2 separate regions of the Homo sapiens genome follow, and region 2 is linked to region 1. Evidence: chromatin contacts called from ENCODE Hi-C data. All regions are on one chromosome and are shown on one strand. Each heading gives the region's core, a stretch centred on a gene start or an enhancer-like site at or near the end of the contact. The rest is flanking DNA. Distances are from core to core; before and after follow the strand shown.

What was found. Hi-C counts contacts between places; a loop is a spot of excess contacts on that map. Pooled maps may share reads with other maps.
Region 2: a loop to region 1 is called in a map of heart right ventricle, with 4 times the contacts of the local background. The contact joins the enhancer-like site here to the promoter of MSH2-OT1 in region 1. A Hi-C loop is called at or near these places in 2 of 168 maps with a recorded cell type or tissue (CD4-positive, alpha-beta memory T cell and heart right ventricle) and 6 of 50 pooled maps.

What each region holds. Positions count from the first base shown.
Region 1 is chr2:47,524,667-47,529,382 of GRCh38, forward strand. It overlaps MSH2-OT1 (MSH2 overlapping transcript 1), which reads left to right and starts at 2,871. Exons shown (of 3, transcript NR_120602.1): 1 at 2,871-3,138; 2 at 3,635-3,702; 3 at 4,401-4,498. The region is part of intron 1 of KCNK12 (potassium two pore domain channel subfamily K member 12); the gene reads right to left. It also overlaps a transcript of MSH2 not described here.
Region 2 is chr2:48,418,268-48,422,983 of GRCh38, forward strand. No RefSeq gene overlaps it. Among named protein-coding and RNA genes, the nearest start is that of PPP1R21, 20 kb to the right of the region's middle. Within about 2 kb of position 2,489, at least 11 of the 41 ENCODE cell types and tissues checked have a DNase peak (open chromatin) inside an H3K27ac peak, as active enhancers do.

The sequences.
Region 1 (4,716 bases), core at 1,621-4,120:
TTTGTTGACCTGGGTGGTAGTTACATGTGTGTTAGCTGTGTAATAATCTGTTAAATTGTATGTTTTGTGAGTTTTTTTGTACTCATAGTGAGAAAAAAATTTTAAACTTCTAGACTGTTAGAACTCTCAGATACCCAATTCTGACGTACCCATCACTGTATAGGTGAGGGAGTAGGGGCTGAGGGGCTGTGACCTGCATGTTGGGGACAGACTCCCACCTCTTTGTCCTGGCTTCAAGCCTGGTGCATAGATCGGTATACAGAACACTGCATCTACTCACTGAGGGAACACAAAGTCTCTTATAGAAGGATAACTCTGTTAAATTCCTAAGGTAATTGAAAATCCTGGGCCTGGAAAACCAATACTTTGTCTAACTAAGAAAATACTGAATTGGATTTTTCAGCTAAAGCCTCAAAGCTGAGAACAGTATGTGTACATTTCTCCCCATTCTAAAGAGAAGTTCCAGACACATCCATGCTGGACTTAATAAAACAGCAAAACAGGTCTGGGGCTAGCAACCCCCCACACCCCCACCTCCAGGCTGTACGGAAAGGCTGGGGATTGATGGGATCTTCCATCAGTTGGGAAGTTGTTATGGGTAGTTGTTGTGGCAGTGGAGAGTGCTGTGGATTCTTTCACTCACCCCCAGGCCAGGGGATGGTTGGAGCAGGGAAGGTCAAGAGGACTTATGGAGTGTCAGCAAGAGCCCGGCAGCTCACTTCCTAGCTGGCTGGGCACAGCCGCTCACAGGCCTACCCAGAGTGGAGCATGGTGAGGGTTCTGGGAGAACCCGGCAGTGTCCCCTGGAGTCCAGAGCTGTGCTGGAGAGTTCTCTGGGTGGGAGGCTGACTGGGGCAGCCCCCACAGGCAGGGGAGGAAGAGGGCAGTCCCAGGGGCCATCTGTACTTCAAGGGCTTGCTTCATCAGGAGATGTGAGGGTGACATGGGTCACCAGAGGGTGACAAGTGGATACTGAAAGGAAGAGATCTGAAGAGACTGCTCAAGAGGGCTGCCTGCTGGAGCAAGGGGGCCCTAGGAAGAAGAGGCTGAGGGGCAGAGGGCTGGGGACAGCATGAGAGGGAGTCACAGGAGGAGGGATGGAGAGGGCAGTGCCCACTCAGGGAATGGGGCAGGGAGTGGTCCCTGTGCAGGGCTCCCAAGGACCCATAAATAGATGCCGTGAAAGCACATATGCCTGTTCTAACAGGGAGCCTTGCAGCCCCACCAGCAAAAGTTAAGAAGGAATGATAGTGGCTCCAGTGATGTAAGATCACCCCCATGCCCCATCCACTGCGGGTCCCCTGAGCCATGTGTCAGCCCAGAGCTAGAGGGGGAGGCTAAATAAGCTCTGATTAGAAGTGAATTTGAAGATTTGATTAAACAACTGAGAACGAGTCTCAATCTTAAAACTGGTACTTAATTAACAACAACAACAACAACAAAAGAGGCCGGGCGTGATGGCTCATGCCTGTAATCCCAGCACTTTGGGAGGCCAAGGTGGGCAGGTCACTTGAGGTCAGGAGTTCAAGACCAGCCTGACCAATATGCAAAAACCCCGTCTCTCCTAAAAATACAAAAAAAAAAAAAAAATTAGCCAGGTGTGGCGGCGGGTGCCTGTAGTCCCAGCTACTCGGGAGGCTGAGGCAGGAGAATGCCGTGAACCCAGGAGGCGGAGCTTGCAGTGAGCCGAGATTGCGCCACTGCACTCCAGCCTGGGCAACAGAGTGAGACTCCCTCAGAAAAAAAAAAAAAAAGAGAAAGAAAGAAAAGAAACAAAGAAACTGGCTGAGCCTGGTGGCTCACGCCTGTAATCCCCAGCACTTTGGGAGGCCAAGGTGGGTGCATCACTTGAGGCCAGGAGTTCAAGACCAGCCTGGGCAACTTGGCGAAACTCCGTTTATACTAAAAATACAAAAATTAGCCGGGCATAGTGGAGTGCACTTGTAATCCCAGCTACTTGGGAGGCTAAGCCAGGAGAATCGCTTGAATCCGGGAGGCAGAGGTTGCAGTGAGCCAAGATCGCGCCACTGCCTTCCAGCCTGGGCGACAGAGCGAAACTCCGTCTCAAAAACAAACAAAAACCCCAAAACACAAAAAGACATAAAAACTATTTGGATAACTCTAGCATTTACCCAAGATGTTAAGGAATCTAAAAGGGAGTTCTTAAAGACAATAGATGAGACAAAGCCATTTCCAGTGTCGGCCCATTTAATAAACTGGTTCCACCTGGATTTTCTCTTCATTGTGGTGAAAGCCACCACCTAACAATGCTGGCCCTGCCTGCATCATCGCATGTCATCATGACAACCTATGGGGGAGAACAGCTCCATTCAACAGATGCAGAAACTGCAGGTTAAAGGGTGAAAAGCAGTTGCGAAGTCCCCACAGCTTGGAAATGGTGGAGCCGAGACTGAAACCCAGGTGTGCTAGCATCTAAAGTTCATGCTCTTTCCACCACATTAGACTGTATTCTGAGGGCACCAAGGAAGCTCCATTTTTCTTAAGAAACCAAATTGCAGTCCTCCAGGACCACAGCCAGGGGAGCATCTTCGTGGGAGAGTGGCTGCTGCTCAGAGTTGTGACTCCCATCCTTAAGAGTCCTCTGTCCTCTCTGGCCTCCTTTCTACTGATCATTGCTGTCCCCTTCACAGGGGAGAGGGGCCATGGCCTATCCCCTAAAGAGTCTGCCAAGGTAGACTCATAACCTCCCCGTGGCACAGCTCAGACAAGCTGGGCTATTTACATAAGACTTGACCCAGGGCTTGAGGACAGCGCGAGGAATGAGGTGCAGAGGAGACTGCTGCTTCTGGGTGACAGTCTGCCTGGCTGACCACAGCTGGGGTACTCATTGGCCTCTTGAGGCCCCCCACAGGCCTGCCCTGCCTGACCTACTCTTGTGAGGCCAAGGCCATCTCCTCCACTCTCTGGGGGCCTCTTCTGACTCCTCCAAACTCTTCCATGTCTGGACTCCTGGCTTCTGCCCAAGGCCATCTATTGGAGTTTGGGTTTCCAGTTGAGGATCTGCCTTTTTCCTGGATGACCAAACCTAGAATGTGACCGGCCTCATGCTCCCTCCTCACAAGGGTGTGGCTTTATCCGAGGGCCTCAGCAAGGCAACCAACACCAGACATGAAGCTGGTAAGACCAACATCCACCTATTCATTCCTTCAGCAAACATTTACTGTGGACAGCATCAGGTTGGCAGTATCATGCAAGGCTCAGAAATATGGTGGAAAACCAGACAGATGCAGTTCCTGTCCTCAGTCTCTAGGCTGCCTTCCTAGAGGCCCCTCACTGGGTTTCTTAGCAGTTTTGTACAGATCCTACCCCCTTTGCTGCCAGCAGGCTCACCTCTGGGACAGGGCGCATATAGTCTGGGCCAGAACTTGTCCTGGGGTCTTCTTACGGCCCTGGTTCAGCTTGCATTCAGCATAACAACTTAGCTAGGGAGTGCTGCAGGCCCCAAATGATGCTAAATACTAGACTAGCTGTGTAACACCATCTGCCCAGAATGAAGGGACAGGTGAGGCAGAAGGGTCTCCGACAGCGCACAGGGCAACCAGTGAAAGCGTCCTTACTGTCCTGTTCCTGAGGTCTCTCTGTGCCTGCTTTACTGCCCTTCGCTTTCCTACAGAGCACACTCAGCTCATCCTGGGAGACAAGGTGGGGGTGGAGGATGGTCCATCCTTCTTCCGCATCAAGGTCAGTAGGTTCAGAGCTCTGGGGGGGTGCTGAGACCCTGGGACAGGCTTCCTGCTGAGGGCACTGGGGCCTATGCTTGTGCCACTGCCTAGCCAGTTGCCTCCCAGAGTAGAGAAGCAGTCTCCCAAGCTCTTGCAATTTGTGGGGAGCCAAGCTGCTCTGGAGAGGGGCCTCAAAGCTTCAGCCAGAGAAAAGGCAAACCCAGCCACCCTGAGAATCTCCTCCTCCCCCTCAATCACACCCTGCAGAGGCGTGATCTGTCCCTGGGTTCGCACCAAGCCTGCTATTTTGTTTATGCCACAATTGATCTGCCATCCCAGTTTGCAAAGAGCAGACACTTGGGGGCTTTATTATGCCACTTTGACAAAAGCTGTGAAGCTCGTTCCCACAGCCTGTCTGGTGCCGCCTTCGCAAATGGGGCCCTGGTGATGGGGCCTTCGGAGTTCAGCTCAGAGAGCATGGAAGTGAGATGGAGAGGCCAGCACTGATCTGTATCGTGCAGCCCTGGGCGGCAGCCTCGGTTGGGCCCTTGACACACTCCTCCCATCCAGGCCCCCAGCCACCCTGTGAGGGAGGCACTATTACGCCCAAAAATGCAGGCAAGGAAATGGGCTGAGGGAGGGGAAGCATTCACTGAAGTTAGTTTGTACGTGGCTGAGCTGGCCCTGAAGCCCATGCCCTTTCCACTTGCCAGACAGATGGGAAGTCTTGACTCATTACCCGCTGGAGACTTTTCCTGCTGGGCTCTGCACTGTCAACTGTGAGAGAGGGAAATAAAACGTACTGTACAGTCCAATCTGGGATACTTCTGAGAGTGAAAGTGGCTCTACTAGTAATTACCCCAGGACAGCATGTATAAACCAGGGCTGTTCCAAGCAACTGGGACACATGATTAAAATGCAGATTCCATGGCAGGTCCCGCTCAGAGGTTTATTTAGTGGGTCAGAAAATGGGCCCAGGAATTTCATTTTAACAAATGTCTCCAGATAAATCTGATGTAAATGGAATATTCCT
Region 2 (4,716 bases), core at 1,239-3,738, 890 kb after region 1:
AGTGACCTCCTTGCAACACAGTCAGATCATGTCATATCTCTGCTCAGAATTCTCCAAAGCAGAGGTGGGCTGGAATGGCAAGCATTAGTTAGTGAGGGCCAATCCTGCACATCTCTCCCCTATCTGTGGTCAGGAATGCCACACTCATGGCTTGAAATAGGCCAAGGTGGGAGATTTACCACAGAAATTGGCAAATGCTACAAACCAGGGCTTTTTATTTTTATTTTTCTGAGACCTAGTTGGCCAGCATACCGCTGCTCCTATGATGGTACATTTCTCTCAGAGTCAAAGTCCAGGTCTTTAAAACTCCCCACAAGGCCCTCTGCAATCTGACCTTCTCTCCTCCTTCCTTGCCCTCTGCTCCAGTCACACTGACCTTGCTGCTCTTCAAACATGCCAGCACATTGTAGCGTCAGGGATTTTTGCCCTGGCTGCTCCCCATGTCTGGATCACTTCCCCCAGGTAACCATACCTGGGCTCTGCTTATTCCTTCTCTTATGGTAAGTTCTTGCTCAAATGTCACCTTCTCCTTGAGGCTTACCTGACCACCTCCCCAAAAATGCTAAACCCCTCTCCAACTCTCCTGACCTCCTTACACTGTTCTATTTTCCCCACAGCATTCTAACCCGCTATAGAATGCACTTACTTATTCTATTTTTTATTCATATTTATGCGCGGCATCCCTCCCCGCCACCCCACTAGAATACCACCTCCATGAGGGCAGGGCCTGTTTTCTTCCCTGATGCATTCCAGCACCTATAAGGGTGCCTGGCACCCAGAAGGCACTCAGTAAGCATTTATTGGCTGACCGGCTAACCTGATCTTCAAATGCCCACCTGCTCTGTATATCTTCCCTAAACTTAGCACCTTCCTGCCTTCCTCCTCTCCATCCCCAGAAGGTCCAGGCTTTTGTCCCTCTATGTTAGTGGAGTCCTCTTTGTACATGAAGCTGCTAAAGTGCTTCTGTTGCACCATAATGATTTTCTTACTAATGGCCTCCCCCATCAGCTGGCTATGTCTGAGCTCTTCAAAGCCATCTCCAGCACCTATCCCAGTGCCTGGCACATGCACCACCCCATTGGTCTATTAAATGAACATATGAATGTATAGAGGAACAGTAGCCAGAATTTAATTTTTCACATTGATTCCTTTTCTCCTCCAGAGGCCCCCTTTGGTGATAGCTCTGCTAGGAAGGCCTAGAGCAGGGAGGGACTGGGAGATATCATAGAGGGAGGCAAAAGGGGTGCTTCTGGACTCTATGCTCTGAGCAGTCTGGTTATGACTATCATGCTCCTGCCACTTCTCTGCTCAGCCGTTACTCCTGCCTTTCATAAGCTCTGATCTCCCTTGATCCCTGGCTAGGGTCAGCTTTACACACAGGGAAAGAAGACTGCTGACCGTGGTGTGATGCCAAGGCTTCAGGAAGGGTTCTCATTCCCAAATACTTTCTTTCTCTTTGTGCCACTTTCCTTGGAGTCTTCTTGGAAAGCAAAGCCTCAGCTACCTGGTTCACTGCTTGAGGTCGTGATGGATGCGTAGAGTATTTTCAGTTTTTCAAAAGGTTTTATGGAAATGCTGTTGTTTCTGTGTTGCTCAGAGTCTAGTGGGGGAGTCGGAAGCATGGGGTTATGGTTGTGGCAGAAGCTTCCAAGGAAAAGCTCAGGATGCAGGAAGAATGCCTGAGGGGAGGCCTTTGGCTGGGAGCACGGAGGGGTCCAGGAGAGGAACTCTTCAGGCAGAGCCAACAGCATCTCGGTGAGCACAGGGCAGTGGGGACCGAGAGGCCGCCCGGGCTGGAGGGCAGTGAACACGGGCAGCGCAGAGTGGCACCGAGGAGGGAGGGGCTGATTGTGCAGGCCCCTAGGCCATGACAGGGCTTCTGCTTTTTACTGGAGGCCACAGGGAGCCATCCGAAGCTGCCCCCTCTAAAGGATTTTCTTGAGCGGGAAGTGGCAGGATCAGATCTGCGATTGAGAGAAGCCCTCCCTCTCTCATCCTCCCGCTCAAGCCCTGTGTCCTCTAAAGCCCTGGCTCACGGAGCAGGAAGGTGGCCTGGAGCCCAGCAGGCACTCAGTGCATGGCCAGAGGGAACGGGAGGCCCAGGGGTGTGCAAGAGAATGGGCGCCCGAGCCTGCAGAGCGCCTGGCAGTTTAGAGCGGTCCCGCCATCTTCGGGGTCTTCCCTGCCACAGAGGCTTCTGAAGGTCGAGGCCCCTCGTCTGTCCCCAGTGACGCCCCTGTCCACACGGGCCAGCTCACTCCTGCTCTGCTAGCCAGGCCTATCCAGGACAAAGAAGGGGCTGTGCCCCTGCAGAGAGGGGGGTATCCTTTCCCAACCATCAAGTGAGAAGGAAGGGTCCACACCCAAAGCTAAGCCCCAGGGGAAGACAGGATGTCCCAACACATCCTGTAGAAGCACCTAGTCATCTTCCAGTTACCAATTTGCCTTACTTGTTCTGTTCAAATAGGGTAATTGTTTCCCCAAAAAGACTTGGGTATAGTGGAATGAAGTCACCAGAGACGTGCCTAAACAATGACAAACACCGGTCCTGGGTGCGCCGAAACCCTGGTAACCAGTTACTCAGACTGCGGGGCTGATTTTATCTTTCCTGAAGCAGCCGCGGAGCAAATTCAGTGATGGCACGCCCCCTGGTGGTGATACGAGGTTCTACCAGGCAGAAAGGACCGTTCTGGGGAGCGACTCCTCTGGGTGGAACGGAGAACGGGAGGAGGAGGAGGTTTCCGGACGTTCTCAGCGGCACATATTCATGGCTAATAATAAATGTTGATCTGTTGATTGAAATATGAAATAAAAGTGATTAATATAACCATTAGTAATCAAGGTATTGGAATGTGAGAATTTTAATAAAAGGTAAATCATCAGCCAAGGCAGGAAGAAAGCAGGGAGAGTTGGTCTGATAAGAGAAATAACTTTTGAGAGCGTCCATATACTTTCTGCTTTGACACTGTGGGTATTATATACTGTCTTTGTTTACCTAAGGCAGCCTCTCTTTTTATTTTGAAATTTTTCAAATATACACAAAACAGTGAAAAGAACTATAAATCCCCACATACCTACCACCCAAGTTCTGGAATATCAAGTTTTTGTCACTCTTGCTTTATGTATCCGATTTTATTTTATTTTATTTTATTTTGAGATGGAGTTTCACTCTTGTCCCCCAGGCTGCAGTGCAGTGGCGCGATTTCGACTCACTGCAACCTCCGCCTCCCAGGTTCAAGCGATTCTCCCGCCTCAGTCTTCTAAGTAGCTGGGACTACAGGTGCATGCCCGGCTAATTTTTGTATTTTTAGTAGAGACAGAATTTCTCCATGTTGGCCAGGCTGGTCTTGAGCTCCTGACCTCAAGTGATCTGCTCACCTCGGCCTCCCAAAGCGCTGGGATTACAGGCGTGAACCACCGCACCCGGCTGGCATGTTCTTACATAGCCACACGCCCTTATTTCATCAAAAACATTATGTAGGCTGGGCGCCGTGGCTCACGCCTGTAATCCCAGCACTTCGGGAGCCCGACGGGGGTGGATCACGAGGTCAAGAGATCGAGACCATCCTGGCTAACACGGTGAAACCCCGCCTCTACTAAAAATACAAAAAATTAGCCGGGCGTGGTGGCGGGCGCCTGTAGTCCCAGTTACTTGGGAGGCTGAGGCAGAATGGCGAGGACCAAGGAGGCGGAGCTTGCAGTGAGCTGAGACCGGCCACTGCACTCCAGCCTGGGCGAAAGTGCAAGACTCCGTCTCAAAAAAAAAAAAAAAAAAGAACATTTTATAATTCCTTGGAGTCATCTAAATCAAGCTCGTTCAACCCGTGGCCTGCGAGCCACATGCAGCCCAGGACGGCTTTGAATGCAGCACAACGCAAATTCGTAAGCTTTCTTAAAACATCATGAGATTTTTTGGTGTGATTTTTCCTTTATCAGCTCATCAGCTATCGTTAGTATTAGTGTATTTTATGTGTAGTAAAAGAATTCTTCTTCCACTGTGGCCCAGGGAAGCCAAAAGATTGGACACCCCTGATCTAAATGACCATACAAACAGTCTACATTTAGGCTTTCTTGAAAACTTATTGCAGTTGTCTGGTTGTTAGGTCTCTCTATCTCTCTCTTTCTCCTCTCTCTCCCTCCCTCCCCTTCTCTCTCTCTCCACCTCCCATTCCTTGTCCTCCCCTTCCTCCCTAACTGACTTATCCTTACATATAGTGAAACGCACAGGTATTAAGCATACAATTTAATGAGTGTTGACAAATGCTCACACCTGGTAACCCACACCCTCATCAAGATAGTGAACATTCCCATCACCTCAGAAAGTTACCACCTGTGCTTTGGCAGCGAACTGTGTCCTCACCCCCAAACCGCTTATCTGATTTCTTTCACCATGGATAAGTTTTGCCTGTTCTAGAATTTTATATAAAATGCACGCTTGCAGTGTGTAGTCTTTTTGAGTATGGCTGTTTGTGCTCAGCATGATATTCTTGAGGTTCATCTGTGTCTTTACTGAGTTGCATTCCATTGCTCGCATTTACTACAATTTGTTTATGCACTCTCCTCTTACTGAGCATCTAGATTGTTTCCAATTTAGGCTATTATGAATAAAGCTGCTATAAATATTTTTGCATAAATCTTTTTATGGACATATGTTTTCAGAGTGTACACTTATGTTTAGCTTTATGAGGAAAAACTTGTCTCATCTAAAGCACTTCT